2 separate regions of the Homo sapiens genome follow, and region 1 is linked to region 2. Evidence: chromatin loops called from intact Hi-C (ENCODE). Cell type or tissue: heart right ventricle. All regions are shown on one strand. Links, peaks and the distances in the headings refer to the core of each region. The heading gives the core; the rest is flanking DNA.

Region 1 (8,904 bases), core at 1,272-6,271, 50 kb before region 2:
TATTATTGTGGTGGGCCAAGTGTTGGGGTTCAAGGTAAAATCTTATGCTCACTTCCTTCTTTTTCCCTAAGTGAACAATGTCTCTTCCCTATTCCATGCTGCCAGAGTTGGGGAGGAGTAACACAGGTAACAAACTGTCCTTCCTACTGTCTTCAATGCATATTTTCTTACTACCATGCTACAGCTAGGTACTGAAATCTCTCACTTGGTTTCTTTAGCCCTTGTGAACGTATTTTCACATGTGGATAGTTGTTCAAATTGATGTTTCTGGTGGTGGGGTGACAATCAGTGGATAATCCTGCTTTGTCATCTTGTTCCACCCATCCAGAACATGTTATCATGGTAAAAAGTGTTAATGGAAAGGGCTTGTCTAAACAAAAGCAGTGCTTATATATTATGATTTGTGGTCATATATCCCATTAAATATTTTTGATCATTAATTTACACATCCATACTGCAAAGGAATTTTTATTCCTACCTAACGTTACTACTTAAAATCCCACTGTGAAAAATTAGATCTTGAACAGGCAAAATTACACAGTCTAAGCTAAAACAGACTGAACTTTTTCTTATTTACATAAAAAAATTTCCAAAAATGTGGATGAATATTAAATGTGTAAAAATTAAACACTCAAAATTTAGATGAATCCAGTTTCTGTTTCTACCCAAGGGGGGAGTACTAGGGATGAAATTGTCTTTCTACCTCAACCAACTTTTAAAAAGCAAACTATATAAAACAATGTTTTTTAAAGACATTATACATGATACAATGAAGAAATAATCCCTAAGAGACACAAAACAAAGTGAGCTGTACATGTACCCCATCCTACTGCCCGCAAGAGAGTTTCAGGACATGGTACATGGAGGAATCCAGATTTCATTTCTTTTAATTGAGAGATGAAGTTAAGAATCTGGGGAGACCAAGGTAGACAGAATAGAGTCACAGGTAGAGTACCAGAGAGGAGAGAGCTTCACAGTGAGAGAGCTCTATAGAACATCAGAATATCTTCCTCATACAGACAGCAGAGAACTGATCTGTGCACCTATGTGAGAAAATTAGTCAAAGGCCTAGAAGGAACAGTACTCAATGCACACACAGGGTTGGAAAAATTGGCAATAGCCATGAGCCATACTAGAAAACTTCATAATTAATATGGTTTAAATTTCCCTACCAAAACTCACATTAAAACCTAATTGCCACTGTAACAGTATTAAGAGATAGGGCCTTTAAGAGGTGATAAGGTCATGAGCGCTTATGAAGGGACTAATGCCTTTATCATGGGAATGGATTAGTTACTGCAGAAATGTGTTCTTGACAAAAAGAATGAGTTCAGCCCACTTCTCTCTGCCATGTGCACTTGTTCTCACCTTCTGCCCTTCCACTAAGGGATGATCTTCACCAATTGTCAGTAGCATGCTCTTGGACTTGCCAGTCTCCAGAATCATGAGCCAAATAAATCACTTTTCTTTATAAATTGCCCAGTTCATGTTATTCTAACACCAGAAAACACAGTAAGTAAGACAATAATTTACAGGGCATTAGGTTGAGTATAAAGAAGGGTCTTCCCTCAGTTGTGGGAAATAATTATCTCTACACTAAATATACTAGTCCTGCTGAAAGATCAAAAAAACAAGACCTAAATGGATCAAACTGTTTTTAATTACTTACATCTGGAACAAAGCTCATATTTATAAGAATACAAAAACATCCATCACCTAAGATAAAATTCACAATGTCTAATAGCTTAAATACCAAACCTTTTAAAAAGCAGAAAATATGGCCGATTATGAGGAGAAAAATCAAACAAAACCAACCCAACTGACACCAATATTAGAACTAAGAACATTAAAACAGTTATTAAAACTATGTTCCATTTGTTCAAAAACTATAGGAAAGACTGAACATATTAAGCACAGATGTAAAATAGACCTAACTCTAACTTCAAGAGATGAAAACTAAAACATGTGATATTTTTAAAACCCCCACTAGAAATAATTAACAGAAAATTTGATATTAAAGATTAGTAAACTTGAAGACACAGCCATAAAAACGATTTTAAATTAAACAGCAAAAAAAAAGAAGGCAAAAAGAGGAAATTAAACAGACCACCAGTGAGATATGGATCATATTTAGTCAGCCTAATAAACAGGTAATAAGAGTTGCCAGTAAGTTGGGAAAACAACAGAAAAACATTTGAATAATTAATGCTGAAGACATTCCTAATTGAATGAAAATGTTAAAACCACATATCAACACATCTTAAGTATGCACGCAAAAAAGAAAAATCTTAGGCAAAGAAAGGAGGAAGACACTGTGACCCATAATGAGGAGATACATACTTCCTTTCAATCTAACCCAGAACTGATAGGCATCAGAATCTTCAAAGATATTATAATGGTTTTTGTAATTAAATCACATATATTCAAGAATTAGAGAATATATTAAAAAGGACCTAAATCAAACTTCTAGAGAGGAAAACTACAGTGACTAATACAAAAAATACTGTTGTTTAAAATTCAATGCATGTCTGCACACATAAGACAGTACAATGATGTATACCATCTCAGCACATGGATGCTGAGCTCAATTAAATGGCCAGCCAGAGCAAGGGAGCATCTGTTTGGCACATGCTTTCATAATCGGGTACAATCGTAATGCACATTTGAAGAAGCAGATACTTATCCCAGTCTTCACAGATGGGGATTTGGCTTTGCAACAATAAATGAATGAGTGAAATATCAAATTCTGTTGACATACTGTAATATTAGCATTTATTTTAAGTTTGAAGGTAACTTTTGTTCTACTTTATATTTATGACAAGGGTAGAGGCTATTCACTTTCAGGCTGCTGGGTCCGTTTAATTGAAAATGATCAACTGCAAGAAAAAATGCTTCTGTACCTGTTAATATTATCAGTATTTAATAGGGCAGCCAGTTTACTATATAATCCAAATAAAAGGAGACAGGAAAAAAGAACAATTATCACTCATAATATTTTATTTCAAACTTTTGTTTTCAACTTAACATTTCTAAATGTTGCACATATAAACTAAAACAGCAATTTAGTGTTCATAATGTAATTTTTGGTTTACTTAATATAGTAGCGATCCATTTAAAATTTATTCTGGGTTAAATAAAGGATGCTATCTCCAACAAAAAGTTTGAATACCACTCCCCAAATTTAATTTTTAAGAGGAAAATGAAGTCCCATTTAGAAATGAGAAATACTTCAAAGGTTAATACTACTGTTCAGGACACATACAGAAAACAATTTAAAATAAGACATAAGCAGTCATTTATTGACACAATAAGATGCTTCATAAAAACTAAAAGCAGGCACTTGTAAGTTAGACAATTTTGAAATAAAAAACGTTTTTCTAAAAGGCAAAATGAAAAATTTTTTAATTGAATTCTACTAAAAAGATCAAGATAGTAAAATGCATGAAGTTTAAACTTATATACTGTAAATGTCATAAAAACTCACAACTACTATTATTCTCCTTAATAGAATGTAGCCATTACTTGAGTTGCAATTTTTATTATTTCCTCATATCTGCCTCCTTCTTTTCTGCAAGTCATCACAAAGCACCTCGTTGTAGAAGACAGCACTAGAACAGGGTACGATAGGAGACAACATAACTTGGAACATCAAGTCATGTTCAAATGAACAAATGTTTCTGAATATCTACACATGCTGACTTCTCAAAGGAGAAGGGATATGAGCACAAAGGTATTAGGGAAGGATTGCAAGAGGAAATGTCACTCAAATTTTTAAGGAGAGTTTGGCAAGTAAACAATTAAAAAAAGAAGGTGTTTCAGGTAGAAAGAAAAACTCATGCAGGAAACACATCTAAGTCAGGTCACAGGGTACATGTGGAGAACTATAAATAACTTAGTATTTCCAGAGGGCAAACTACTCAATAAGGAAATGAGAAAGACAGAACAGTAGAATTAGGGAAGAGCCAGACCAGGCCAAGGCTTTATGATCTGAGTTTTGTCCATTAAGAGATGAGAAGCATCTGAAAGTTTTCAATAAGGAGAGTAACTTGGTAAATTTATACTAGCAAAATCTCTCACGGTGGCTATGGTAAGCTCATTTGGAAACAAAAGAGAGAAGTTGAGATGAATAGTTCAGAGAAGGAAAAAGACTTTCAAACATTTAAACTGCATGCATTTGAACATTTCTATCAAAACTTTGAGATAGGATGACATGTAGGGATAAAAACACGTAAGTCAGTGTATGAGTAATACTTTAAATCGTGAGGCTTCATGACCCAGAGAGTGCATGTCTGTTAAAGAAATGCCTAACACATGCAGGATAAAGGTACTAATAACTGTGGCAAACTAGGTCATTTCAGATTGAAAATCTATATCAAAAATCAGCAAAGTATGGGTCAAGCCTGGTCTGCTGCCTATTTTGTAATACAGTATTCCTGGAATACAGCCATACCCATTCTTTTACATATTGTCTATGACTGCTTTGACATGAAAACAGCAGAGTTGATAGTTGTGACAAAGACTGTGTAGACAGGCCACAAAGCCTAAAATATTTACTATCTGTTTCTTTACAGGAAAAAATTGCCTATTCCTAAAGTAAAAGAAGGTATCTTAGAGCCAGGCAAAGAAAGGGCTTGAGTTACTTCTTTAAAATGAGAGCATTCTACTAAATGATTTTCAAGATCCTTTTCCCTTGTAACAAAATAGGTTTGTACTATTCGAAAAGGGCAAGCATTGGCATTACTCATGAACATTATGTGATACAGTGAAATGATCACTAGGCTTAATTTTGAACTGGGGATAATGCTATCTGTGATAATCAACTCTCAGGGTTGCTCTGAAGACTAAAGCCCTGGGATCATTCATTTTAAAAGAAAAGAACGGTGACTCATCATTTCAAGCTTTTCAGTAAGTGTCTGTTATTACTAACATTAACCTAATTATACTAATAATATACATTAGCAGGCCACATTTGCTGGGAGGGCTCTGGAAATTATAAATGTATTTGAAGTTCCATCTCATATCAATGGTAAGAGCAAGAAACACAAGCTCATAGTTGGATTTTTGATAGTTGAGGAAACAACTCAGAACTCAGTCATTCTATAAATACATTAACTAAGAAAATTTAAATCTAGAGGCCTCTCACTATATTCTCGAAGTGGAAATACTACTCAGTAGGCAGAGGAGTCATGCTGGTGACTTTAGCCTGTCCTACTGTTCCCAAATAAGTTTTTCAGTATTGACTCTGGGACTACCTTGACAACACTTGCTACATTCCACCTTAGCAAGTAAAAGTAGAATTAAGCTTAAGTATTGAGCATTTAAGTAAAATTAAGTTCCATAATTCCATAAAACAAAATCTCTGGTACCCAGAAAATTGAATCATATTATACTTTTCAAAAGTATCACACTTAAACTTATTGCTAACAGGATTCAAGCCAAAAAAATCTGAATCTAGAAGTTTCTGGCACTGATTCCATTAGCTTTCTATACTTTCCATACAAGAACAGTTCAGGCTTTCCAAAACCTGCAAAAGTAATCTATTTTTAGGTGGCTACAGATCTTAATCCTAAGGCAACAGCATATAAGCCTGGTAATATTCTTACCATCTTCCTGTCTGCCAATAATTCAACCAATAGAAAAGGTTTTTTTCTGTTTTTATTTTTCAGAATATGAAGTATTACAGTAAAAAGGATTTCACTAAAAAAAATCATCTACCATACAGACACTATAGAAGGCTTGGAAAAGACATTGTAATATAAAAGATATATTTTAAATTGTGTCTATCCCTGGAACTCTATTAAAATTCAATATTAAGAAAGTCACAAAGGAGTCTAACTTGCCTTTCAAAGTAAGCTTTAAGAGCTTTCGTGCGCGCGCACACACACACACACACACACAAACTTTTGAATATGAATAAAATCTTTTTAATTATACTTTGCCAAAAAATCTGGGATCTTCATCTGCCTATTCAACCTTAAAAAACAAACCACAAAGTTCCCTCTCTAATCTTCCGTATCTTACTATCATTCGCCAAGTTTTATGAGACATAAAATTAGAGGTTATACTTCTTTTCTCTCATTTATTTAAGCTTCAATTCTTAATGCTTTAATCTCTTAAATGTATCTTGATTTCATTTTGTTCACTCCCACTAAAACTATCTGCCTTTGTTTTGCCTGCTATAACACATACCATCGACCAGATGGCTTATTAACACCAGAAATTTATTTCTCACAGTTCTGGAAGTTGGAAGTACAAGATCAGATTGCCAGCATCATCAGGTACTCATGAGGGCCGTCTTCCAGCTTGCAGACTGCCAACTTCTCATTGTGTCCTCAGGTGGTGAGAACAAACCCTGACTCTTCTTAAAATGGCATTAATCTCATTGATGAGGGCTCTACTCTCAAGATCTAATCACCTCCCAAAGGACCCACCTCCTAATACCATCATTATGGGGGTTAACCATATAAATTTTGAGGGGACACAAACATTCAGTCCAATACACTAACCTAGTCCTCACTACCACTATTATTTCTTGTACTATTGTACTGCAGTAGCCTCCCAACTAAACCACAAATTTTTCTGCTTATTTTAATCTACTTTCTGTCCTGCATCCAGGATGTATAAAATGGAAATCTGATCACATCAATTAATACTAGGCAGTGCTGCTTTATAGACTTCAAACTTAGAAGGCCCAGCTCAAACTCAACACTTTACAATCTGCCATTCCTTCAGTTTCAGACACACTCAGTGGCTCTTTCTAATTCCAACCACTCTATGTGCTTCTTTGTCCATATAGAAATGCCAGTCCTCTCACTCCTCACAGAGTTGGACCCTGCTCAGTCTTCCAAATCTTGGCTTCCTCTCACATCCTTAAGATGACTTCTCCAGGCTAAATTGCCTCTTTTTCAAGCACACCTAGCTAAATTTCTCAAACCTTAGATGGTAGATAGAAGGGAAAGGGACCAGGGAATTTGTCAACTCCCAGTCACTAAAGTACTTTCCTGGCTAACTCTGGTCATTTTAAGTAAACTCTTATTATGAATCCTTATTTTAGAAAAAAACAGACCAATACAATTATTTCCTTAATATATAATAACCTGGAAAATTAGCTTATATAGAATATTTCAGAAATCTAAAGTAAGATGCTGTTTTTTTAAAAAAGATTATATTATCAAATAAGCTCCATGTAGGCCAAAATATCTATCGCACAGACATTAAATCAATACTATGTGAATCCATATTAAGTAATCTATTAGGTAAGGGAGAGAATAAGATCATTCCCTGCCAAGTGCTAACTGGATAGTATATATAAAATAAGTTTAAAATGAATTGGTAAGAAGAAACAGTGTGAGCATTACTCAATATGGAGTCATTCTCAGATGGAAGGGCTTGGATAGACATGAAAGGATAGATTCACTGATGAAAAAATATTTTGTAACAGTTACTAAGCAGAAAGAAAAAACAATGAAACACAAAAATGGAAAATTTAGACTTAATCTGTAAAAATTGGACATAAAAAAGGAGGATAAGAAATGGACAAATACAAGAGAAAACATCAAAATAACCTATGAGTCTTGTGATAAGAATTAACATAGAAGGTCTCAAAAATGGCTTGAAATAGGAATACCATATCACCTGATTCATGTTTAACATGACTGTTAAAACCTAAATTATTCTGCTAAATCTACACATTAAAATCATGCATAAGAGCATATGAAAGCAAAAAGACTTCACAGCATGTTCTAGTATAGAAAATATTTTTAGAAAAAGAAGCCATTTAGGTCTGGGCACAGTGGCTCATGCCTGTAATCCCAGCACTCTGGGAGGCCAAGGTGGGTGGATCACTTGAAGTCAGGAGTTCGAGACCAGCCTGGCCAAAATGGTGAAACCCCGTCTCTACTAAAAACACAAAAAATTAGCCAGGTGTGGTGGCAGGTGACTATAATCCTAGTTACTCAGGAGGTGGAGGCAGGAGAATTGCTTGAACTGTGAGGCAGAGGTTGCAGTGAACTGAGATCATGCCACTGCATTCCAGCCTGAGCCACAGAGCAAGACTCTGTCTCAAAAAAAAAAAAAAAAAAAAGCCATTTAGATGCCATCAAAGGCATCCCACTCTGTTTACAGATCAGGATTTTGAACTAAATTCAAAAACATTAAGTAACTTGGACAGGTTAAGAGACACTTGTTATTTGAAGACCTAGTACTTGTGCCTTAAATCTTAACTCTAGATTTGGTATCCTTACCATGCTCATTTTACAAGTTACATTTATACATGAAGTAATGCTCTTTTAAATATTATAATAACAAAGCCATATTAAAAGGCATACTTAAATTGCATTAAGTTTAGGTATTAATTACAAAATATAACCATTAACTTTAATAAATGATATTGAAAATACAATATTTGGTTCCATCTTTGTAAAGAAATAGCATGTGAGAATTAAAGCTAAAGTCTATTTCCATTATTTAAATAGAAGTCAATAGCAAAAAAAAAAAAAAAAAAAAAAAAACTAGTGAGAGAAGTTGCCAGGCATCTTTTTAAAAAACTGAATGACCACATAAATTGTTCAAATTTCTTACCTAGGGCTACGATCAATGTGAAATGCCTAACAAAGTCTAGTTTCATTTATTTTGCCTCCTGTGCATTTCATCTTAAATGTTATAAACTGATTTACTAGAATAGCACTGGAAAATAAATTCACAATCTTGCCAATCTCAGTCATCTGACCAACTTGACAAAACTACTTAAAATAGGGAAATAAATAGCAATGCCAAACTCTATGCTTAATCAAGAAAAATTTACTCATAAAACTTAGACAAAGTCCTCTGGAATTCATTTTATTCACACATTGCTTCAGAATTCCATTCTATCTGAAAATAACTTACCATTAAAAGAATGAATAC
Region 2 (8,904 bases), core at 2,578-7,577:
AGAAAGAATTTTATTGGACTTACAGTTCCATGTGGCTGGGGAGGCCTCACAATCATGGCAGAAGGTGAAAGGCACATCTCACATGACAGCAGACATGCGTCTGCTTATGCAGGGAAGAGAAGAGAGCTTGTGCAGGGAAACTCCTCTTTTTAAAACTATCAGATCTCATGAGACTTACTCACTATCATGAGAACAGCATGGGAAAGACCTGCCCCCATGATTCAATTACCTCCCACTGGGTCCCTCCCACAACACATGAGAATTCAAGATGAGATTTGGGTGGGGACACAGCCAAACCATGTCAAAAGACATAAAATGATTTAGTAGTGAGTTCTAAAGTGGGATACTTAGTGAGATCAAATCAAAGGGATCCCTTGCTGTCTTGGACACTAGAGTGTCCTAGGACTTTCATTTAGAAGTTAACTCATAAAAGCAGTGGCTTTTGAAAACAGAGTTAACCCAAACTTATACATCATGAAATTACATGTTTAGAGAAATCTGGGCTTTGTAATATCTTAGGCTAAGGCCCCAACAGTTTTATTTCTGAAAGCTCCTCATGAAAACATTAGGACAATCAAGAAATTTAATGTACAAAGTAATCTGCAAATGCAACAATTAATGTGATGGTGCCACAAACATTTATATAAATTTGTAAAATAATGCATAACATTAAGAATAATTTTTAAATACAAAACAGCATATGTAGGTTTTCCTTGCCTTGTTTCATCATATATCCCTCTTTATAAAATTCTAAGCGCTACCCAACATGTGTACAGTAATAAAACTGATATATTACTACCAACTTACAAAAATGAAATATTTTTAAAAAATGAATTCAAAATCTATTTGCTGGCCAGGCACAGTGGCTCACGCCTGTAATCCCAGCACTTTGGGAGGCCAAGGTGGAAGATCACTTGAGGTCAGGAGTTCAAGACCAGCCTGGGCAACATGGTGAAACCCCATCTCTATTAAAAATACAAAAATTAGCCGGGCATGATGGTGCACTCCTGTAGTCCCAGCTACGCAGGAGGCTGAGGCAGGAGAATCGCTTGAACTCGGGAGGCAGAGGTTGCACTGAGCCAAGATCACGCCACTACACTCCAGCCTGAGTGACGGAGTGAGACTCTGTTTCAAGGGAAAAAAAAATCTATTTGGCATTTATCCTATGCCATGTTTCAGTTACCCTAAATAGAACACATTTGTTGTTTAGGAGTCCTTCATTGCCACATAAATTTTTACCATCATTTCCACAAAAACATCTGTTGAGTTTGGTATAGAAATGACATCTTTAAAATAACAAGCCTTCCAAATGAACATGATTTGTCCCCTGTGTCCTGAAATCTTTGTTTCAATAGTGCTTTGTAGTTTCCAGTGCAGACCCCTTTCATCTTTTGTTAGATTTATTCTTGTTTGTTGACACCACTTATAAATTGATTTTTAATTTCCTATTTGTTGTTATGTATAAAAATACATTTTGATACAGACCTTGTATAGTCAGTAACCTTGCTACATTTACTTATAAACTGATGTTTTATAGATTTTAACTTCTTGGTATATACAAACATGCTGATGAGTGATAAAGTTTTATTTCTTTCCAATCTATAATTTTATCTGATAATGAAAAATTTTAAATATTGGCTCTATGCTCATGGAAAAAAAAGTTAGCCTGTAATTCTACTTACTTATAAGGCCCTGTCATATTGTCATTAAGTAATTATACTATTCGCACATAATGAGTTGGTAAGTGTTTTTCCTACTCTCTAGAAAGTGTGCAAGATTGGTGTCATGTCTTCTTTTGAGTGGTTTTGTAGAATTCACTGGTAAAAGCCAACTGCTTCTTTGTGGGAGAGCTTTTAATAAAAATTCAGTATCTTAAATTGATGAATGATTATTCACATTCTCTATTTTCTGTCTCAGGTTAGTAAGGTGTATTTCCCTAAGGATGTGTTCATTTCATCTAAATTCTTATTAACAGTAGCATAACGTTGTTCGTAACATCTTAATATCTGTACAATTGTATTGATTCTTTTTCATTTCTGATACTGACTGAGCATTCAATATTTTTCATAATCACTCTTGCCAAGGTCTTACCAGTTTTATTACTGTCATCCGAGGAAATCATGATTGATTCTGTCTTATATGTTTGTTTTCTAGTTTATGAGTTCTTAACATTTTCTTCAGTATTTTCTTCCTTCCACTATCTTTTGAGTTTTGTTTGCTGCTTCTCTTTTTAAAAATGTTTAAGTTGCTGACTCTCTTCCTTTTTTCTATTTATATTTAAGGCTCTAAATTTTCCTCTAATAACAGTTTTAGCTGTATCTCAAACACTGTGATATTTTCACTCAATTTAAATGACTTCATATTTAGTTTAAAATATTTCATTCCTTTTCACTCGCTTTCATTTAGAATCATATTATTAGAAACATCTAATTTCTATTGTGGTTTCTTATTTCCTCTATGGATTATGTAGAATTTTATTGTTTTTATTAGAATGCTGTGTAACAAATTACTATAAATTTGGTGGTTTAAACACCACCCCATTAAGTAGTTCACAATGCTACAGGTCAAGAGATGGAGGAGGAGAAGGAGAAGAAAGGGTGACGGAAAAGGTGAGAAGGGAGTACATGCACAGAAATGATAAAGTAAATGAGGCAAAATGTAAACAACAAGGTAGGTAAAAGACAGGGAAGCTATTTGTGTTATTCCTGTATCTTTTAAGTTTGAAAGTTATTAAAATAAAAAAGCACCCTCTCCTAAAAACAAAAATTAAGAAAAAATATGTGAAGCTATATTAATAGGAGACTTTAAAGTTCACCTCTCTTAAGTGAGCAAAACATAAGGATGTAGATTCGAGGTAAAATAACATCATAAGAAATATGGTGGATCTGTTATTGTGTTGGTTTCTATATTGTCAGCTAATCTCAGCTATTTGCATTCCACAGTGGTCTGCATCTGACAGGCCAATTTCTTACAGTGTCTATGGACGCAATCAATATGTCCTTTACTACTAATGATAAATTCTCAATCTGTCTACATTCAAAGATTAGACCACATACAAAATCATCATCAATTTCAACTGGTTGCACATCAGAATCAACATAAATATCTTGTTTTCCTTTTATATTTTCAAATACATATGCCTAGTGCACATCAAACAAGATACTAGCCTATATTTTTGTCCAAAAGTGATTCTGATGTATAGCCAGATTAAAAACCTCTGCTTAGCTATTGCACTGATTTTTTATGATGTGGGGATTACAAAAGGGTCTATCATATATAGAACCTTTATAAATATGGTTTCATATATATGATACAACATTTATATTTTATATATGTATAAATAGATAGGATCTACTGATCTACCATATATATATATATAAATGATACTATCTATAGAGATCTACCTATTCATACCTATATTGTATCATATATGTATTTTATATGTTATGAAAGTTATTTAATAACTTCCCAACTTAAAAGATACAAGAACACAAATAGCTTCCCTTTTATCTACCTAGATTCACTAATATATCACATATATATCATATATGATATATATGACACTATAAAGATGATACTGTATCTATGGGTATAGATACGTAGATCTATATATATAAAAATGATACTATCTATGTGTATATATATATCTATAGATATACTATATATGTGTGTGTGTGTGTGTTTATATACAGTAGGATACATACATATCCTACTATAGCTTATTACCTGAAATGGAATAATTTTGGGGGTAATTTTCCAGTTGTCTTTAATCTTCTGTGTGGCAATAGGAGGATGGTGAGTTTAGTGAGATAGAGCTGCATTCAGTCGCCCATTGCACAGAGACTTTGATATTTCTGATATAAAACTATTTTAAAAACCCAAACCCACACAAATACTACTCTTATCTGCATGTCTCACTGGGTTTTACAATTAAGCAATCTCTAACATTTATAAAGGTGATATTAAATAAGGTAACATATTTAATAACTACAGATATAGGATACTTGATAGGCATTCAATAATATTTGTTAAATTGAGGGAAATACAATTTTTAAAATTTTAAACAATTTCAATTCTATATTGGAACAGATGCTGAAAGTAGCATATTGATACTTTGGCAGCACTTTGCATATGTGAAATGAGAAGAGACCAAAGAACGATTTCTATGCAGAGTCAAATTTTCTTTTCTTTTCTTTTTTAAAAGATTATTAGGAAGCACACATCTGTAAAAGGACAAATCAAGGGCAAGGAGATGGACTTGAAAAGTCTTTTCATTTATTGATGCCTTCAGTGTGTCAGGCATTGTCCACTCAAAATTGAATAAGAAGTGACCTCTGCTATTAGTGAATTTTCCAACTAGTACAATGATTTTAAGATTCATCCCTCAGTATAATAAAATATTGTCATTTTAAAAATAGACATATATAAGGGGAAGGCAGGAGATGTGTGTAAAAGACTACACTTGGAGATTTTAATAAGGATTAGATAATGTGTAAAACTATTTCTAGTGCCTGGTACAAGAAAACACCTAATAGATGACAGAATTATTGCTGTTATGGACACATACATTCAATAAGAACATAAATTGAAATAACTTTGTCCGTGCAAAATATGATCAGTTTCTGACTTCAAATTAATCTCTTTCTTATGGTCTTAATATTTCAGGGTTTGGTAAACAATCCATATCAACTGCATCCCACTAAGGCTTTGTTTCAAATTTCACCAAACGTGCCATAATCATATGTGACAATGGAATATACATTTTGAGTAATACACCCATGTTGGCATCTCTGATTTGCTTTAAAACAGATGCCCACTCGTTCTCATTGTTTACATCTTAGTTTATCTACTAGGATCTAGGCTGAAGCATTTTATGCAATTGCTACTGATAATTTGAAAAGCATGCTGCACTGACAATCTTAATTGTGGATGGCAATTAAGATTGTCTCAAAAAAAACAGTAATGACTGTACTTGTACCACGTGTTTGGAAGTTCAGAATAGAAAAAATATATAACTATGGGAGCAGGGCTCCAATAAATTAATTTAACCTCCTCAATCCCAGAGTTATTCGAGGATCCCCAAACTAAATGAGAGGAGAAAAGGCACACAAAATATTTAAAATTAATTTTTTCATGAAGCACAAAATTCTTTCCAAACATATGATTAATACTGATAATTTTCTCAAAGAAAACAAAGTACATAACAACTACCTTGAGGTTAATGAAATCAAAACAAAAATAGAAGCCTTCAGAATTCTTAATCTTCTGTTTTATTAATAAAGCACTTCCTAGAAAATTTCAGAGGTTGAAGTAAAAATATTGAGGGGAACCACAAAATCATTTTACAACCCAGAATTGTACAAATATAATAATCTAGTCTTTTGTCTCTCCCTGAAAATAGACTGGGAATAAATTATAAATTATTTAGATTTAACATTAAATGATACATGACCTGTCAACTTGACTGATATTAGACTGATATTAGCCTCTGAGTTTTAGTTTTTACACTATCCTATTTTTTAAGTAGCTTCTAAAAAAATTCCTAAAAGGCCAGTGGCAGATGGCAAAATATTGATGTCATAACAAGTAAGGTGCCCCCAAAATAATTTCAACATATACTCTGATTTATAATGAATAACTCTTTTTTTTGTCTACAGCATTTAAAGGTCACATAGTTTGATGTGATTTAACAGAGAGAAAATTCATGCCAGAATATAAGAAAGTCTATAGACTTATATTGAAAACCGTAAGCACTAGTTAAGAAGCCCAAATTTTTCTGTTAATACCTCAGTCAATGTCTGAGAACCTCTAAATGGTAAAGGTATGTATATAATTGTCAGTTAAAATTATGTTGGCCAGGCGCGGTAGCTCACGACTGTAATCCCAGCACTTTGGGAAGCTGAGGTAGGTGGATCACCTGAGGTCAGGAGTACAAGACAAGCCTGGCTAAGGTGAAACCCCATTTCCACTAAACATACAAAAAATTAGCTGGGCATGGTGGCGCATGCCTGTAATCCCATCTACTTGGGTGGCTGAGCAGGAGAATCGCTTGAACCTGGGAGGCAGAGATTGCAGTGAGCCAAGATTGCACCACTGCACTCCAGCTTAGGCAGTAAGAGTGAAACTCCATCTCAAAAAAAAAAAAAAAAAAATATAAATATATATATATATATATATATATATATATATATATAATATTTAAAAAAAAAAATATATATATATATATATATGCCAAAAAGAAACAATGTACAACTTAATTTTCCTGGCTCTGATGGTTAATTTGTGTATCAACTTGACTGGACCACAGGGTGCCCAGATATTTGGTCAAATATTAAGTGTTTCTGAGAAGGTGTTTTGGGATGAGATTAATATTTAACTAGGTAGAATGAATAAAGCAGATGGCTTTTCACAGTATAGTAAGCCTCATCCAATCAAATGAAAGCCTGAGACATCCACTCTTCAGATTTTGGACTTACCAGCCTCCATAAGTTCATGAGCCAAATGTTTATCTGTATTCATATCTATATCTCCTCTTTGGTGTTTCTCTGTAGAACTTACACGGGCAAATGTCTAAGCATTCTTCACCAGATAACTAATAATTCCCAGGTTCTCATCATAGGATTCCTACCTCTTCTCATGCTATACAAAGCAATCAACTTATACCTTACTCATCAATTCCTACCAATTTCCTGAACCAATTTCCTAATTCTCCAATAAGGTCCACCTCAAGTACCATCTGTTTTAATAACTATAGCCTGTGTTTTAGATGTATTTTGGTGTGTATGTGAGTTGGCTAGGAAAAGGAATGCACAGGCAACAATCATCAAGGAGACTTTCAAAACTACAAAAATTCCTATTTCTAATACATAAAAGTATCTCTCTCAAATATATATCAACACAAACCCAGCATTCTCCTTCTACTCAGGTAGAAATCACTGCAGTATTGAATCTAAGTATTCCTGAGGAAAGGCTTTTCAGTATAGGGTTTCAGAAAAAAACAAAGAAATCTATATGTAATACAACCCTTGTAAGTTTATTCAGAGCTGATATCTATGCATTATGCACCAAAAGAGCCATACCAGTTCCTTATAGCCAATAATCATTTCAATAGTCAGCAGATGCATTATGATTATTTAGTGCTCATGTCATACTATATATTTTTAATACTGCCTTTGCTTTTTATTGTGGTAGATACTTTTATATATTTTACCTAATGATTACAATAAAGCAGTATGAATTATTTTCCCCATTTTATAGATCAATAAAAGGTGTCTATAAAGCAAGTAAATTGCCCAAGTTCACAGGCATAAAATTGTCAACTTTAAGATTTCTAGCTGAAATCTATGTGAAGTTAGCATCCTGAAAGATTTTTTTCCTCTAACACTGTTTTGTGTTTTGATTTTACTTTGATTATAGTTTCTATATTACAGTATATTTTTTGTCCTTCTCTTCCACAAGATCACAAACTCCTGAACTCTGCTTATGATTTCTCAGTATCATCCCAAGCTTTGGAACACAGTACCAAGAAGATATTCAAGACTTATTTTCCAGGCTCTGTACTAGGATCATGAGTAACACACATTGTTATGGATTGAACTGTGTTTCCCCCAAAATTAGCATGTTGGAATCCTACCCACCAGTATACCTCAGAACGTAACTTTATTTGGAGATATGGTCTTTAGGGAGATGATTAAACTAAGATGAGGTCATTAGGGTAGGCCCTTATAGGAAAAAGAAATATTGGCTGGGCACGGTGGCATGTGGTGGCTCACACCTGTAATCCCAGCACTTTGGAAGGCCAAAGCGAATGGATTGCTTGAGGTCAGAAGTTCAAGACCAGCCTGGCCAATATGGCAAAACCCTGTCTCTACTAAAAATACAGAAATTAGCTGAGCGTGGTGGTGTGTGCCTGTAATTCCAGCTACTTGCAAGACTGAGGCATGAGAATCACTTGAACCTGGGAAGCAGAGGTTGCAGTGAGCCAAGATTGTACCACTGTACTCCAGCCTGGGTGAAAAAAAGAAAGGAAGGAAGGAAGGGAGGGAGGGAGGGAGGGAGGGAGGGAAGGAAAGAAGGAAATAAATATGTACACAGACATCTACAGAGGGAAGACTATGTATAGACAAAGGATGAAGAAACCACCTACAAGGCAAGGAGAGAGGCTTTAGAAGAAATGAAACCTACCAAAACCTTGATCTCAGACTTCTAGCACCCAAAGTTGTGAAAAAATAAATTTTGGTTGTTTGAGCCACCCAGACTTGGTACTTTGTTATGGCACCACAGGCAGACTAATATATACATTTCCTTACATCAATTTAAATAAAAATTGGTGTTAAACAATGACTGTTTAAAAAAGAAGACAGAGGTAGAAAGATCAAGAAATTATCACTGAATTCTTATTTTAGAGAAATAAAAAATACAAACATTTTTCTTTCAAGCCAGTAACAACTATCAATTAAGTCAAGCTAAAATATTTATTTTAAATCTATATATTCTAAAAAAAAAATAAAACAAGCCTTAAAAAATATCTTTAACATAGTGTAATTCCAACTTTATTAGGATGTAACATAACAAGCTGATGATGCAACCCAAAGAATTACAAAAACAAAAACCCAAAATTTGTAGAAGGAAAGAAAGATCACAACTAAACAAAATAAAGACTGAAAACACAATACAGGCTGGGCACAGTGGCTCACACCTGTAATCCCAGCATTTTGGGAGGCCAAGGTGGGTGCATCACCTGAGGTCAGGAGTTTGAGGCCAGCTTGGCCAACATGGTGAGACCCCCATCTCTGCTAAACATACAAAAATTAGCCAGGCATGGTTATACATGCCTGTAATCCCAGCTACTCAGGAGGCTGAGGTAGGAAATTGCTTCAACCGGGGAAGAGGAGGTTACAGTGA

Evidence for each region. Hi-C counts contacts between places; a loop is a spot of excess contacts. Peaks named below come from ENCODE experiments on the same cell type or tissue, not always from the same donor. Only the 100,000 strongest peaks of a DNase experiment are listed, where the experiment ranks them.
Region 1: it touches region 2 in a loop (2.7-fold over the local background); 1 of 110 quality-filtered maps calls a loop at or near these places.

Annotation. Positions count from the first base shown.
Region 1 is chr7:16,231,075-16,239,978 of GRCh38, forward strand. All of the region lies in intron 8 of CRPPA (CDP-L-ribitol pyrophosphorylase A), which reads right to left. CRPPA-AS1 (CRPPA antisense RNA 1) reads left to right here. Exons shown (of 5, transcript NR_038947.1): 2 at 4,828-4,905; 3 at 6,235-6,278. Among named protein-coding and RNA genes, the nearest start is that of CRPPA-AS1, 25 kb to the left of the region's middle. In heart right ventricle, for the core only: no CTCF peak of the experiment used is centred there; no DNase peak of the experiment used is centred there; H3K27ac peaks cover 590 bases.
Region 2 is chr7:16,279,888-16,288,791 of GRCh38, forward strand. The region is part of intron 5 of CRPPA (CDP-L-ribitol pyrophosphorylase A); the gene reads right to left. Among named protein-coding and RNA genes, the nearest start is that of CRPPA-AS1, 74 kb to the left of the region's middle. In heart right ventricle, for the core only: no CTCF peak of the experiment used is centred there; no DNase peak of the experiment used is centred there.